3 separate regions of the Homo sapiens genome follow, and regions 2 and 3 are each linked to region 1. A link is a loop called in an ENCODE intact Hi-C map of the cell type or tissue named here. Cell type or tissue: PC-9. All regions are shown on one strand.

Evidence for each region. A loop is a pair of places that touch in the nucleus more often than their neighbours do. Peaks named below come from ENCODE experiments on the same cell type or tissue, not always from the same donor. Only the 100,000 strongest peaks of a DNase experiment are listed, where the experiment ranks them.
Region 2: it touches region 1 in a loop (6-fold over the local background); 8 of 110 quality-filtered maps call a loop at or near these places.
Region 3: it touches region 1 in a loop (5-fold over the local background); 3 of 110 quality-filtered maps call a loop at or near these places.

Annotation. Positions count from the first base shown.
Region 1 is chr7:6,513,417-6,518,416 of GRCh38, forward strand. It overlaps GRID2IP (Grid2 interacting protein), which reads right to left. Exons shown (of 22, transcript NM_001145118.2): 8 at 959-1,113. LOC101927325 (a long non-coding RNA gene) reads left to right here. Exons shown (of 5, transcript XR_007060200.1): 5 at 2,990-3,619. Among named protein-coding and RNA genes, the nearest start is that of KDELR2, 32 kb to the left of the region's middle. In PC-9, CTCF peaks have their summits at 3,104 (motif pointing right) and 3,311; a DNase peak (open chromatin) is centred at 3,115.
Region 2 is chr7:6,869,773-6,874,772 of GRCh38, forward strand. No RefSeq gene overlaps it. Among named protein-coding and RNA genes, the nearest start is that of CCZ1B, 46 kb to the left of the region's middle. In PC-9, CTCF peaks have their summits at 2,210 (motif pointing left) and 2,409; a DNase peak (open chromatin) is centred at 1,879; H3K4me3 peaks cover 1,104 bases; H3K27ac peaks cover 1,581 bases.
Region 3 is chr7:6,635,169-6,640,168 of GRCh38, forward strand. ZNF316 (zinc finger protein 316) reads left to right here and starts at 2,150. Exons shown (of 9, transcript NM_001278559.2): 1 at 2,150-2,279; 2 at 2,678-2,841; 3 at 3,874-3,973. RefSeq lists silencers at 1,830-2,249, 2,490-2,919 and an enhancer at 2,980-3,029. In PC-9, CTCF peaks have their summits at 2,748 (motif pointing left) and 2,948; no DNase peak of the experiment used is centred here; H3K4me3 peaks cover 2,390 bases.

The DNA of each region.
Region 1 (5,000 bases):
GCTATGTTGCCCAGGCTAATCTTGAGCTCCTGAGCTCAAGTGATGCTTCCACCTCAGTCTCCTAAAATGCTGGGATTATAGGTGTGAGCCACCACGTCCAGCCTTACACGAGTTCCTTCTCACAAGTTCCACTTCTCAGAGTACAGAGCGCAGCCACTGAGACCACTTCCATTTTGTGGGTGCAAAAACTGAGACTGCAGGTGGTTAGGTGCAGTGTCTAAAGTCTCAGGTTATGTTGTATATGCTGCATAAAGGTCACGCTGGGAAGGCGCGTCCGTGGGGCCACGTGTGGGCCTAGCCCTGGTGTATTGGGTGTGTACGTGCATGGCTGTGGACACTTCTATGTGGGAGGGGCCCAAATCGGCTGTAAGACCTCATAGGTGAGGCCAGATGCAGTGGCTCACACCTGTAATCCCTGTGCTTTGGGAGGCCGGAGTGGGAGGATCACTTGAGCCCAGGAGGTTGAGGCTGCGGTGAGCCATGATGGCACCACGACACTCCAGCCTGGGCGACAGAGCAAGACTCCGTCTCAAAAAAAAAAAAAAAAAAAAAAAAGGCTGGGCGTGGTGGCTCACACCTGTAATCCCAGTGCTTTGGGAGGCCGAGGTGGGTGGATCATGAGGTCAGGAGATAGAGACCATCATGGTTAACATGGTGAAACCTCTTCTCTACTAAAAACACAAAAGAATAGCTGGGCGTAGTGACATGCGCCTTTAGTCCCAGCTACTCGGGAGGCTGACGCAGGAGAATCGCTTGAACTTGGGAGGCGGAGGTTGCAGTGAGCCAAGATCGTGCCATTGCACTCCAGCCTGGGGCACAAGAGTGAGACTCCATTTCAAAACAAACAAACAAGCAAACAAACACCTTCACATGTGAGAACAGGTGTCTGTCTGTTCACCTGGTGAGCTGGACAGTCAGCAGCTGCAGGCAGGGAAGTGGCAGGGGAGAGGACGCTTACCTGTCATGGCCGTGTAGCCCAGGAAGCATGCGATTTTCTCCTGACAGAGCTCCTGCTCCTCATAGGTCAGCAGCTGGTAGATGAACTGCCACAGGACCTGCTTGGCAGGGGTGTCCAGCACAGGGTAGACGTCAACGATGAGGGTGTCGATGTTCCTGGGGGAAGGTGCAGGAATGTGAGGCTCAATACTCACGGGCTTACCATGATGCACAGAGTGGGGGTAGACAAGACGGCACTTCCAAGCCACAGCGTCTGCCCTCATGCCCTATCCCTACCCTTCAAAGACAGAAGTGGGGGCCGGGCACAGTGGCTCACGCCTGTAATCCCAGCACTTTGAGAGGCCGAGGCAGGTGGATCATTTGAGGTCAGGAGTTCGAGACCAGCCCAGCCAACATGGTGAAAGGCCGTCTCTACTGAAAGTATAAAAATTAGTCAGGTGTGGTGGTGCACACCTGTAATCCCAGCTACTCGGGAGGCTGAGGCAGGAGAATTGCTTGAGCCTGGGAAGTGGAGGTTGCAGTGAGCTGAGATCGTGTCACTGCACTCCAGCCTGGGAGACAGAGTGAGACTCCAACTCAAAAAAAAAAAAAAAGAAAAGAAAAAGAGAGAGAGAGAGAAGTGGGCAGGAAGGCAGGCTCCAGGGATAGGGTAGCCAGACTCCAATCTCAGCTCTGCCACTTACCAGCTAAGTGACCTTTCTCAAGTGACTTACCCTCTCTGTGCCTCAGTTTCCTCATTTGTAAAATGGGGATAAAAATAGCATCTACCTCATAGAGCTGTTGTGAAGATTAAAACACACAGAGCAGGCCTGGCGTGGCGGCTCACGCCTGTAATCCCAGCACTGTGGGAGGCCGAGGCGGTTGGATCACCTCAGATCGGGAGTTCAAGACCAGTCTGGCCAACATAGTGAAACCCCCTCTCTACTAAAAATACAAAAATTAGCTGGGCGTGGTGGCATGTACCCTCAGTCCCAGCTACTCAGGAGGCTGAAGTAGGAGAATCGCTTAGACTGGGAGGCGGAGGTTGTAGTGAGCTGAGATTGCGCCACTGCACTCCAGCCTGGGTGACAGAGCAAGACTCTGTCTCAAAAAAACCCAAAAAACCAAAAAACATATAGAGCAGGCCAGGCATGGTGGCTCATGCCTATAATCCCAGCACTTTGGGAGGCTGAGGCAGGCGAATCATCTGAGGTCGGGAGCTCAAGATCAGCTTAGCCAACATGGTAAACCCTGTTTCTACAAAAAAATACAAAAATGTGGTAGGCATGTTGGTGTGCACCTGTAATCCCAGCTACTCAGGAGGCTGAGGCAGGAGAATCGCCTCGCCTGAGCTCGGGGAGGCGGAGGTTGCACCGAGCCAAGATTGCGCCACTACACTCCATCCTGGGCCACAGAGCGAGACTCTGTCTCAAAAAAATAAATAAATAAACAAAAATAAAAATAGGCTGGGGGTGGTGGCTCACGCCTGTAATCCTAGCACTTTGGGAGGCTGAGGTGGGTGGATCACGAGCTCAGGAGTTCGAGACCAGTCTGGCCAACGTGGTGAAACCCCCTCTCTACTAAAAATACAAAAATCAGCCAGGCGTGGTGGTGTGTGCCTGTAATCCCAGCTACTCGGGAGGCTGAGGCAGCAGAATCGCTTGAACCCGGGAGGTGGAGGTTGCAGTGAGCTGAGATCGCGCCATTGCACTCCAGCCTGGGTGACAGAGCAAGACCCCGTCTCAAAATAATAATAATAAAAAATAAATAAATAAATAAATAAAAATAAAGTAGGAGAATATCTTTTGACCTAGAAGCAGGGAAGAGCTTAAAATTTCAAAAGCCAAAACTGTGGGCGGCAAGCCACCCAGATGCCAAGGCAAGAGACCGAGGGCACAAGCTGTTCCAATATAATAAAGAAAATACATAGAATAAGAATAGTTATACTAGAAATAGATTATAGATATGTATATGAATATTATTAATAATTAGTTTGTAGCATTACTGTTTATTCCAATATTATAATAATCTTTGTCCTACAATTATAACCTAGGAGAAACCAGGCCATACAGAGATAGGAGCTGAAGGGACACGGTGAGAAGTGACCAAAAGACAAGAGTGTGAGCCCTCCGTTATGCCTGGACAGGGCCACTAGAGGGCTCCCTGGTCTACTGGTAACGCCAGTGCCTGGGAAGGCACCCGTTGCTTAGCAGACCGGGAAAGGGAGTCTCCCTTTCCTGGTGGAGTTAAAGAAGACTCTGCTCCACCACTGCTTGCCCGCCCGCAGCCACCCAGAGGCCTAACGCTGTCCCTGTGATGCTGTGCTTCAGTGGTCACGCTCCTGGTCCGCATTCATGTTCTGCCCTGTGCACTCGGCTCCACCTTCTAGATAGCAGCAGCAGAATTAGTGAAAGTACTAAAGTCTTTAAAATGCATAGAAGAAATAATTACGTAAGCTGTCCCCTCTTTCTCTCCGCCTCAGCTACCAAATAGGGAAGGGCCCCCTGTCTGGCGGACACGTGACTCACATGACCTTACCTATCATTGGAGATGACTCTCACTCCATACCCTGCCCCTTTGCCTTGTACACAATAAATAACAGCACGGCCAGGCATTCGGGGCCACTACTGGTCTCCGCGTCTTGGTGGTAGTGGTCCCCCGGGCCCAGCTGTCTTTTCTTCTATCTCTTTGTCTTGTGTCTTTCTTTCTTTTTTTTTTTTTTGAGACAGTCTGGCTCTGTCACCCAGGCTGGAGTGCAGTGGCACAATCTCGTCTCACTGCAAGCTCCGCCTCCCAGGTTCACACCATTCTCCTGCCTCAGCCTCCCGAGTAGCTGGGACTACAGGCGCCTGCCACCACGCCCGGCTATTTTTTTTTTGTATTTTTAGTAGAGACGGGGTTTCACCATGTTAGCCAGGATGGTCTCGATCTCCTGACCTCGTGATCTGCCCATCTCAGCCTCCCAAGGTGCTGGGATTACAGGCATGAGCCACCGCGCCCAGCCGTCTTGTGTCTTTATTTCTACGATCTCTCATCTCCGCACACGAAGAGAAAAACCCACAGGCCCTGTAGGGCTGGACCCTACACAAAACTATAAGACCAAAAATGTGGTGAGTTTGATTATGCAAAATCAAGGTTATCTATTCAAGGAAGCCCAACTTAGACACATTCATATTAGACACAACAGACCTAATAACAGAAGTAACAAATGGGAGAGAAATTTACAATGTTCAAAATCAAGGAGAAATCAGCATCTAAAATATACAAAGGTGTCCAGCCGTCGTGGCTCACAAGTCATCCCAGCACTTTGGCAGGCTGAGGCAGGGGGATCACCTGAGTCAGGAGTTCGAGACCAGCCTGGCCAACATGGTGAAACCCCATCTCTACTAAAAGTACAAAAATTAGCCAGGCATGGTGGTGGGCGCCTGTAATCCCAGCTACTCAGGAGGCTGAGGCAGGAGACACACTTGAACCGGGAAGGCAGAGGTTGAAGTGAGCCAAGATCATGCCACTGAACTCCAGCCTGGGCGACAGAGCAAAACTCTGCTTCAAAATAAATAAATAAATAAATAAATAAATAAAATAAAATATACAAGGGGCTGGGAGCAGTGGCTCACACCTGTAATCCCAGCACTTTGGAAGGCTAAAATGGGCAAATCTTTTGAGCCCAGGAGTTCAAGACCAGCAACATGGCAAAACCCTGTCTCTACTAAAAAAAAAAAAAAAATTAGCTGGGCATGGTAGGCGAGTGCCTGTAGTCCCAACTACCTGGGGGGCAGAGGCACAAGGATCACTTCAGCCTGGGAGTTCGAGGCTGCAGTGAGCTGTGTTTGCACCACTGCACTCCAGCTTGGGTGACAGAGTGAGACCCTGTCTCAGAAAATAAATAAAATAAAATATACAAGAAACTTCATGCCAGTCAACAAGGACAAAAAGTCCAAGAAAACAAAAATGGACAAAGGGTATGAACAGTAATTTATAGAGAAAAATCCCAGAAAAAGTTCACAAGCATATTAAAAGATGCTTAAAATAATTAGTAATAGAAGAAAATCAAATAAAAATAA
Region 2 (5,000 bases), 360 kb after region 1:
CCCAGTACCGCCGGGGGTTTCCACAGCCCTGTGATCCTCTTCCTAATATCCACAGGGAGAGAGGATGATATTACTCCCAATATCGCAGGGGTTGTACACCCTTTTGTGTTTTTGTGTGCAATGTCCAGGAAAATAGAGGATGATATTACTCCCAATGTCAAAGTAATTGTACAGCACCCCTGTGATATTCTTCCTAATATCCCAAAAGGAAAAGAATGATATTACTCCCAAAAGGGTAGCAAATGTATACCCGCGCTGTGGTATCTTTGCCAGTATCCAGGTGGGGAGAGGATTATACGACTCCCAATATCACAGGGGGGGTACACAACCGTGTGATATTGTTCCTAATATCCAGAGCGAAAGAGGATGATACGACTCTCAATATCGCAGAGGGTAAACACCCCTCCTGTAATATTGTTCTGAATACCCAGGGAGGGAGAGAATAAGGTTATGTTGAATATCGCAGGGAATGTACACCATCCGCCTCTGATACCCTTCCTAATGTCCAGGGGAAAAGAGGAAAATTTCACTCCCAATATCACAGAGGCAGTACACCCCACTGGTGATGTTGTTTCCAATATGCAACGGGGGAGAGGATGATACTACTCTCAATATCGCAGGGCTGTTCACATCCCCAGTGACATTTTTTCCTAATATCTAAGGGAGAGACAATTCTATGACAGCAAGGGTCACAGGGTCTGTGCATCCCTTCCTGATATTGCTCCTAATACCCAGGGGGAAAGAGGATGATATCAAATATGAAAGGGGGTGTACATCCCCCACCCCTACGATATTGTTCTTAATAATCGTGAGGGGAGACGATGATATTACTCCAAATATCGCAGGGGTTGTTCACAACCCCCTGTGATATTGTTTCTGATATCCAGGGGTGGAGAAACTCATATTACTTCCAATATTGCAGGTGGTGTATGCCCCACCTGATATATGGCACAGAATATCCAAAGAGGGAGAGGATGGTATTCATACCAATATCGAAGTGTGTGTACATGCCTCTTGTGATATGGTTTTTAATATCCAGTGGGCGGGAGGATGATATTAGTCCCAACATCCCAGAGGGTGTACACTACCCTTGTGATATTGTCCCTAACTTCCAGAGGGAAGAGGATGATGTCACTCCCAAAATCTCAGAAGTGGTACATCCCCTGTGATATTGTTCGTCATATCCAGGGAGGCGCAGGATGACATTCCATTGAATTTCGCGACAGGCGTACACGCACAGTGTGATATTGTTCCTAATATCCAGGAAGGGAGAGGATGATATTACTCCCAATAAAGCAGTGGGCATACATCACCGCTTTGTTATTGTCTCTAATATCCGGGGCCGGGGGAGGGGGGGAGAGGATAACATTCCCTCAAATTTAGCAGGTGGTTTGACGCCCCTTGCGGTGTTGTTTTAAATATACAGCGGGGAAGACAATAGTACTATTTTTGATAGTCCAATTCATCCGCTCCACCTTTCCGGAATGCTGAGGCCGGGAGGCGGCATGCAGTTTTCGTGTGATCCCCAATACCTTTGCTGTCTTCTGTACGAAGGCAGCCAAATACGCAGGCCCCTTGTCTGAGCCAATCCGTAAGGGCGGCCGAAATCTAGGAATCAGATCTCGAAGAAGCACAGGGGTTACTTCACGAGCTTTCTCAGTTAGTGTTGGATAAGCCTACACCCACCCAGAGTAGGTGCGCCCAAGAACTAGTGAATACTTGTTACCTCCACACTTTGGCATCTCTGTGAAGTCCAGCTGGAGACCTTCAAAGGGGGCTGCTCCATAAGCTCGTATGCCGGGCGGAACGGCTGGACGTTGCCTCGCGTCATGCTGTTGGCAGGTAACACACCACTGCCTCACCGTTTTGGCAAGGGCTGACAAAGGCGAGATGGAGAAATACCAGCCTAACAACTTTTCCAGTGACTCCTGACCTCGATGGCTGGTTTCTTGCACAGCCAGTACAACTGCAGCTCCTCGCAGCTGTGGCACAGCTACTCTCCCATCTGGTAACCGAATTCATCCTTCCTCCATCACTTGTCCTTCCCTCTACCTGGACAAAGTCCTTTTCTTCTTTAGAATAAGTAGGTCCAAGATCAGGTGCTTGAGGGAGTACTGATGCCTGGAAGGGGGCAGATGCTGCTTTTTGAGCCTCTGAGTCAGCGCAGGAATTCCCCAAACCCAGCAAGGTGGAAGCTCGCTGGTGTCCTCTGCAATGCATAACTGCCACCTTGTGGGGTTTCCACACTGCTTCTAATCATTGCAAGATTTCTTGTTGATATTTTCTGTCTTTTCCCCCAGAGTTCAATAGGCCCTTTTCTTTCTATCACGCTCCATGCACTTGAAGGGTTCAAAAGGCATACGGAGAATCAGTGTAAATGTTGACAGTCTCACCCTCACTGAGTTCTAAGGCCCGAATTAAAGCAATGAGTTCAGCTTTCTGGGCTGAAGTGGCCTGGGGCAAAGATCTGGCTTCAACAACAGTGTCCAGGGTTATCACTGCATACCCTGCACCTCTCTCTCCTTGGGGGTTGAAGAAGCTGCTCCCATCCACGTATAGTTCCCAGTCTACTGATGCCCAAGGCTGGTCCCAGAGGTCAGGTCTGCTAGAGGCAACTGAGTCCAACATTTCTACATAATCAGGCTCGACAGGGCTCTGATACCGGGAGCAACGTGGCGGGGTGTAGGGTGTTACAAACTTCAATGGTTATATGGGGATTTTCACAGAGCAAAGTCTGGTACTTGGTGAGTGTGGCATTCGTTAGCCAATGATGTCCTTTAGTATTCATTAAAGTCACCACAGCACGGGAGGCCTTTCTGTTCAGGTTTTGCCCAAGAGTCAGCTTATTTGCTTCTTGTACTCGCAGGGCAGTTGCTGCCAAGGCCCTCCAACAGGGGGGCCATCCTTTAGAATCCCCGTCTAGTTGTTGAGAGAGGTAGGCCCCCAGCCTTGGCCTGGGCCCCACAGTTTGGGTTCAAAGTCCAGCTGCCATCTTTTCTCTCTCTGATGCATACAATGGAAAAGGCTTTGTCAGATCGGGTAGCCCCAGGGCTGGGGCTGACATAAGTTTTTCCTTTAACTCATGAAAGCCTTGCTGTTGTTGGGATCCTCATTCCAAAGGTTCCCGGTCCCCACCCCCTTGGTGACCTCATACAAAGGCTTGGCTAATACTGCAAAGTTTGGGATCCACCGTCTACAAAACCCCACAGCTCCTAAGAATCCTCTCACCTGCCTTCTGCTCTTAGGTTCCCCTAGCTTGCAAATAACCTGCTTTCATTCTGATCCCAGGCTGCGTTCCGACCCCTGTAAGATAGTCAATCCCAAGGAACGTACCTGCTGTCGGCAGATCTGAGCTTTCTTCTTGGACACCTTCTACCCACAGTCCTCCAGGTGCCGGTGTAGGGCATCAGTTCCCTTGGCACACCCGACTGCCGTGGGGTGTCCCAGCAGAAGATCATCAACCTACTGGAGCAACACGCAGCCTAGGTCTCTGCTGGGAAACTTCTGGAGGTCTCGAGCCCACGCCTCCCCGAAGATGGTGGGGGAGTTCTTGAACCCTTGGGGAAGCCCGGTCCAAGTGTACTGAGTAGTGACACCTGACTCCGGATCTTCCCACTGAAAGGCAAACAGCTTCTGGCTCTCAGGGGCTAATCTGATAGGAAAGAAAGCGTCTTTCAGGTCCAAGAAAGTGAACCAGCTGTCCTCAGCTGGCAGCAACCCCAACAATGTGGACGGGTTAGGTACTGTTGGATGGAAAGTCAGTGTAGCTTGATGAAGCAAGCACAAATCCTGTACCTGCCGGTAGTCCTTGGTCGGTGGCTTGGGAACAGGCAGGAAGGGAGTGTTCCATGGAGACTGACAAGGAACAATAATTCCAAAAGTTCTTAGGTGCTTGAGACGGACCTGGATACCTTGAAGGGCTTCTCTGGGGACTGGGTCCTGTTTTTGCCTCACCGGCTGGGCCCCAGTCTTAACTGGCCAATCCCGGAGGGTTGTCTTCTGCCCGTGCTCTTGGCCACCTTTTAGCCAGAGCTGGTCTTCTCTCTTGGCCCGGCTCAGTTAAGAAAAGTCTCCATTCCTCCTCTGGGGGGACCATAAGGGTCATAATGACTCCCTTTAGCAGCAAAGAGCTGTGCTCTGTCAAAGAGATAGTGGCTCTCAGCTTGCTGAGCAAGTTCCTTCCCAAAAAGGTCAAGGGACAGTCAGGCATGTACCAAAACTGATGAATGACTCTATGTCCTCCTACAGTACAAGCCCGAGACAAGCAGAAAGCTTGCTTTGCTGAAACCCTAGTGGGTCCGATGACGTCAATAGTCTTTTTGGATAAGGGGGCGACCGGGGCGGTTACTAGCAAATGTTCAGCACCGCTATCTATAAAAAAGTCAATGTATCCACCCCCAACTGTCATTTTGACCAGAGGCTCTTTGGGGCCGCTTAAGCCCGGTCTCCCTCAGTCCAAGAACCCTTCTGCCAGGTTGAGCAGGGCCCCTTCCTCCTTGTCCGGGGCCTCCTGCTCTGAGTCACCTTGTTTTCTTTTGAGCTCAGGGCATTTGTTCTTCCACTGTCCTATTTCTTTACAATAAGCACACTGGTTACGCTGCAAACTCTGACAGCCAAGCTGAGTTTCTTTCCCAGGGCCCCCCTTCCCTTGCCTCTTTGAGGGGGCCCCTCTGATTGCTGCAGCTGACAAACAGGTCGGCGTGTCACCGGGCCTGACCTCCATTCTCTTTGCCGTTTTCCTTAGGGCTTACTGCATTCCTGTTTACAAACACCTGGCTAGCTATTTCTAGTAATTGTGGTGGATTCATCCCTGCAAGCCCAGCCTGCTTCTGCAGTTTTCTTCTCATGTCTTCTGCGCTTTGACGGACTAAAGCCATGTGAATCACGCAGTGATTTTCAGGGCTATCGGGATCAAAGGGAGTATACATACGATAGGCCTCACACAGTCTCTCGTAGAATTGTGCCGGACTTTCTTCTTTTCCCTGAATGACCTCAGAGAC
Region 3 (5,000 bases), 120 kb after region 1:
ATCATGGTGGAAGGGGAAGCAAACACTTCCTTCTTCACATGATGGCAGGAAGGAGAAGTGTGGAGCAAAGGGGAAAAGCCCCTTACAAAACCATCAGATCTCATGAGAACTCACTAACATGAGAACAGCATGAGGCGAACTGCCCCCATGATTTAATTACCTCCCACCGGGTCCCTTCCACAACATGTGGGGATCATGAGAACTACAATTCAAGACGAGATTTCAGTGGGGACACAGCCAAACCACATCACCTGGTGACACTGCTTTTGGTCAATTGTTAATTGTCCTACAGTCAGAGCCCTTCCTGGGAGTGCCTGGGGGCAATTGCACCTTCCTACTGAACCTGACGGATCAGGTAGGGTGGGGAAGGGTCTAATCTAGGGATTAGGGGTTCTAAAAGATACCCACAGGAGAGTCAGGCAGTGTCATTCAGATGTGGGCCTGGAGGAAAGGGACAGGGAGTGGTGGGCACTGAGGACCATGGCCACGCTCAGTCCCACCCACAGAAGCTGGTTACTTCTCAGGCCCTACTGGCTGGTGCCCTGCAAACCAGGGGCCTTGTGTTGCCAGAACTTCTGATTTTTCAGATTTTATTTATTATTAGAGACAGGGTTTCAATCTGTTGCCCAGGCTGGAGTGGAGTGGTGCTATCATAGCTCACTGCAGCCTCAACCTCCTGGGCTCAAGCAATCCTCCCACCTTGTTTTCCCAAAGTGCTGGGATTACAGGTGTGACCCGCCTCGGCCCCCCAGAGTGCTTAATTTATAGGTGTGAGACCCCGCATTAGAACCTGATTTTTCAATTTTATTTTTTAAACAAGAATGGGACTCCTTATTTTAAAATGTTATTAACTTTAAGACATTTTAAGACACCAAGAGCCAAGCGACATCACTGTGAGGGTCTGATTCAAGGGGTTGGGGCTGCACCCCTCTGTGGGACTAAGGTTTGAGTCCTCCTCTATCTTATTATTATTTTGAGACAGAGTCTCACCTTGTCGCCCAGGCTGGCGTGCAGTGGTGTGATCTCGGCTCACTGCACCCTCTGCCTCCCGGCTTCAAACGATTCTCCTGCCTCAGCCTCCCAAGCAGCTGGGACTACAGGGGTGCGCTACCACGGCCGGCTAATTTTTGTATTTTTAGTAGAGATGGGGTTTCACCCACCATGTTAGCCAAGCTAGTCTCGAACTCCTGACCTCGTGATCCGCCCGCCAAGACCTCCCAAAGTGCTAGGATTACAGACACCGTGCCTGGCCGAGTCCTCCTCTATCTCTTGCCCAGTCAGGCCTGGGGTCCCCACAGAAAAGCACCAAGAACAGTGGTGCAGGCGGGCTGGGAGCTGGGGAAGGGGCCCAGGCCACACCATTCCAGGCGGAAGACAGACCCTGGACTCCACCAATGCCAGAGCTCATCCTGACACCCCAGCTGCACCTCTTGGGAGCAGGTGCAGACAGGCTTGTGGGTGGGGGTCTGGGGGTGGCCGCTGAGCTCACCGACCCCTCCCTGGGTTCCTGGGGTCGCCTGTCACTTCTGCCCCCACACTGGCCATGCCCTCTGCCTGGACATCGCTTCCCTGCCCGTGACCCCATGTCCCTCCAAGTGCGGGCTCCACAACCCCAGTCTCCTCCTGCACTCAACCGCCACAGTCCACCCATAAGACGTTCACCCCGCCCGTCCCTCCTCCCTCCCCACCCACAAGACGTTCACCCCGCGCGGGCCCGGGGATCTGGTGGAGGCGTGGACACCTGGCCCCCTCCCCACCACAGGGGTCGCCTCCTCCCTCCACCATCCTGGGGTCCCGGGCAGGCTCCGTGGACTGGCGGAGGGGGCCCAGCGCGGGGCCTGGTCCTCAGCGGGCGCCCCGATGAACGAGGCCGGGCTGGGGTTCGGGGAAGGCGGTGGTCGCAGCGGCGGGACCTCGGGGTCACCTCCGAGACCTGGCCAGGGTGTCCAGGAGCGGGGCGAGGTTGTGGGCGCCCCACGAGTGTCGAGGGCGCTCCCGTCCCCTCCCCGCATGCCCCGTCCTCGCCCCGGCCCGAGGCCCAGCTGGGCAAACCCCCGCAACCCGCGCTTCCCCGCTCCGCGCCGCTGCCCCCGCGTGACCGGAAGTTCCTCCCCCCGCGGGCGCGGGCGGGGCGGGGCCGGCCGGCGGTACTTCCGGTGCCCACGCGCCGCCGTCGCGCAGCTCCCGGGCCGTCACTTTGTGTAGCGCGGGGTCCGCCGCCGGCCCGCAGGCCCCGGCCCCGGTGTCCGGCCCGTGGCTCGGCCAGCCCGGCCCGCGCGGTGAGTGGGTCTCGCGGGGCCGGTGGGCGGCGGCGCGGGCGGCAGGTGCGGGCGGGCCGGGCTTGCGCTCGGGGGCGGCGGCGGCGGCGGGGCCGGGCTGGCCCTCGACGCCCGGCGCGGGGAGGCCGCGGGGAGGCGGCGGGGCCGGGGCCTGCAGAGTCGGAGCGGAACGCGGGTAGGGACTTCCGCGGCAGCGCCCCCGCCTCCCGGACCCCCGTCCGGGCCTGCGCGTTGCCGACCCCCGGGGCCGGTCCGGGCAGGAGGCGGAGGGGGCAGGCCCGGGAGGCCACGCGTGACACCTCGGGGTGCCCGCCCACGCCTTCTCGGCCGCAGCGGCAGGGGCTGGGCCGCGGCCGCCCCCAGGACACACCCATCCAGGAGGGGCTGTCATCGTCTAGGTCTCTGCAGGAGGAGGCGGCTCCGGACGCCCCCTGGGGGGCGGGAGGCGCTCGGCCCGTCGCCCCAGGAGCCCGCTTTGTGACCTTGGGGGCCTTATCCGGGCTTTCCCTCATCTGCAGAAGGAGCCCCGGTGGGCTGCTCGGCTGTCTTCTGCTGCCGGCAGGTAGGTAGGGACACCCATCCCTGGGATTGGATGGGGTCTGGGCTGTCCCGCGTGGCAGCAGAGGTAGGAAAGGGGCTGGGCTTTGGTCGAGGACCCGATGGGCAAGAGGAAGTGCAGGTACCAGGAGGATCAGGCCCCCAGCTCTGCTTGTGTGGGGAGACCTCGGTGCTTGGTTTGGTTCAACAAGTGTGGGCAGGTCTGGGGGCCGGGTGGGGTGGTGAGGGGGCTACCCTGGGGAACCTGAGATGGCCCCCGTGGAAATAACCTGCACCAGGAGCAAACCCAGGAAAGTAGGGGGATCCAGAATCCGAGGACAGACAGTGAGGACTGTGGTGGTCGGGGAAGGAAGTCCTTCAGGAGGGCATGAAGACCCGAAGGGCTCTGAGGGCAGCGGGGGCCACCCAGAGGGAATGAAGGGGGCTAGACACAAGCACACCCCCACATCTCCCGCTCTCTGAGTTGGGTTTCCCTGGCTTTGGAGCTTTTGTGAGGAGTTTCTATCAACTTTCAAGCTTTGCCTCTTCTTCCTGCCCTTGCCTCGCTCCCTTCTCCTCTTGGGAGATACCTTGTCACCTCCCATTCTAAATGTTGGCTGCAGCACCGTATCCTAGAGTGCAGGGCCCTAGTAGAAATGAGGGTTTGGGGCCGGGTGAGGTGGCTCACGCCTGTAATCCCAGCACTTTGTGAGGTCGAGGCGGGTGGATCACCTGAGGTGGGGAGTTTGAGAAATGAGGGTTTGGGATGACGTTGGTGAAGCTCCCTGTGGCCTCTGGTTTGGGATTGATGCTGATGAGACCCCCTGTGGCCTCTGACCCAGAGTTGGATGCCGAGGGAGAAGTGAGCAGTGTTTACAGTGGACTGGCAGGCTGGCAAGAAGAGGGCAAGAGTGCAGGCCTGGGGGAGGCAGAGATAACCCAGGGGGAGTTGCTGGAATCTAAACTCTGCCCGGACTGCTGAGGTCCGTTTTTCAAACCATTATGTTCTGAATCTTGGGTTGGGGACGATGTCTGGCTGTGCTTCTGACCTCTGTAGGAGCTGGTCCTCCACCTTCTCTGGTCATCCGTGGGTGGACTTCTTGGGAGAAAGAACTCAGTGTCGTCTTTGGAGGCAGAGACTCTCCACTGCTTCTGGGGTGAGTTCCAATTCCAAGGGTCCCCCCAACCCCCTACCCCCAGCAGTGGTCAGTCTGTTCTGGAACAGGACAGTAGGGCCAAAATGCTGAGTTTGAAAAATCCTGTGTCCATCACATTGGCTGGCGACTTTAGACATTCTTTTAGTAAGTATTTGAATGCTTCTTAAGTGCTGGTGTGAGGGGTATTCAGACATGAGCAAAGGGAGCTTCTGCCGCCCAGGAGCTGGCTGTACTCAGGGAGAGAGATGATAAGACAGTCTCATAAGTGTATTTTTAAGATGTGGTGAGTGCTGTGAGGGAAGAATTACAGGGAACTGTGTCACCCACTGGGGCCCAGGGGGCTGCCTCAGAAGACCACCCAGGAAAAGGGGAAGAGAGTTCTGGGGATGGGGAATAACACACACACGGCCTGAGATGAGATGAACATGCAGCCACTTTATTCCAAAGCTGTGAAGTGTTCTTCTGTTGTGTCCTCATATATGGCGGCCTGGCTCTGGGAGTTTAAAGTTGCTGCTTCAGGTGGTGGCCAGGCAGGAGACAGCTCTACTGAGCTTGGCATGGCACCTAGGCCCAGCCTGAATCTGCGGCCTGAGGCTTGAAAGAGAAAAGCCCTCCTCTGGGCCTCAAGTGGGTGGCAGTTGGGAAACCGTTGCTGCGTGTACCCAGCGCCCTGAGTGCTGGGCAGGGCCGTGTCCTCCTGGAGGTGGCTAGCATAACACGCAGCACGTGGATTTCGACACTTTGGGCATCTTCACACGCCAAAGAGCTGTGGACACTGAGAAGGTTGGCTTCTGGGAGAGGCTGGAGGTTGGGGTGGCGCTCCCAGGCGTAGTTCTGTGACTTGAGTCTTTGGGGGTTAGTGATTCTGAAACTAGAAAGGGGGCTGGAGCCAGTCAGGGGGCACGTGTGACCTTCGGGACAGAGGTGGCTTCTGGATGCCTGTGTGTCCCAGCCTTTGACTTGGGTGAGCCTGTGTGAATGCTCAGAGCTTCCTGGCTATTAAAGTGTGGATTTTAAAGCAACTGCT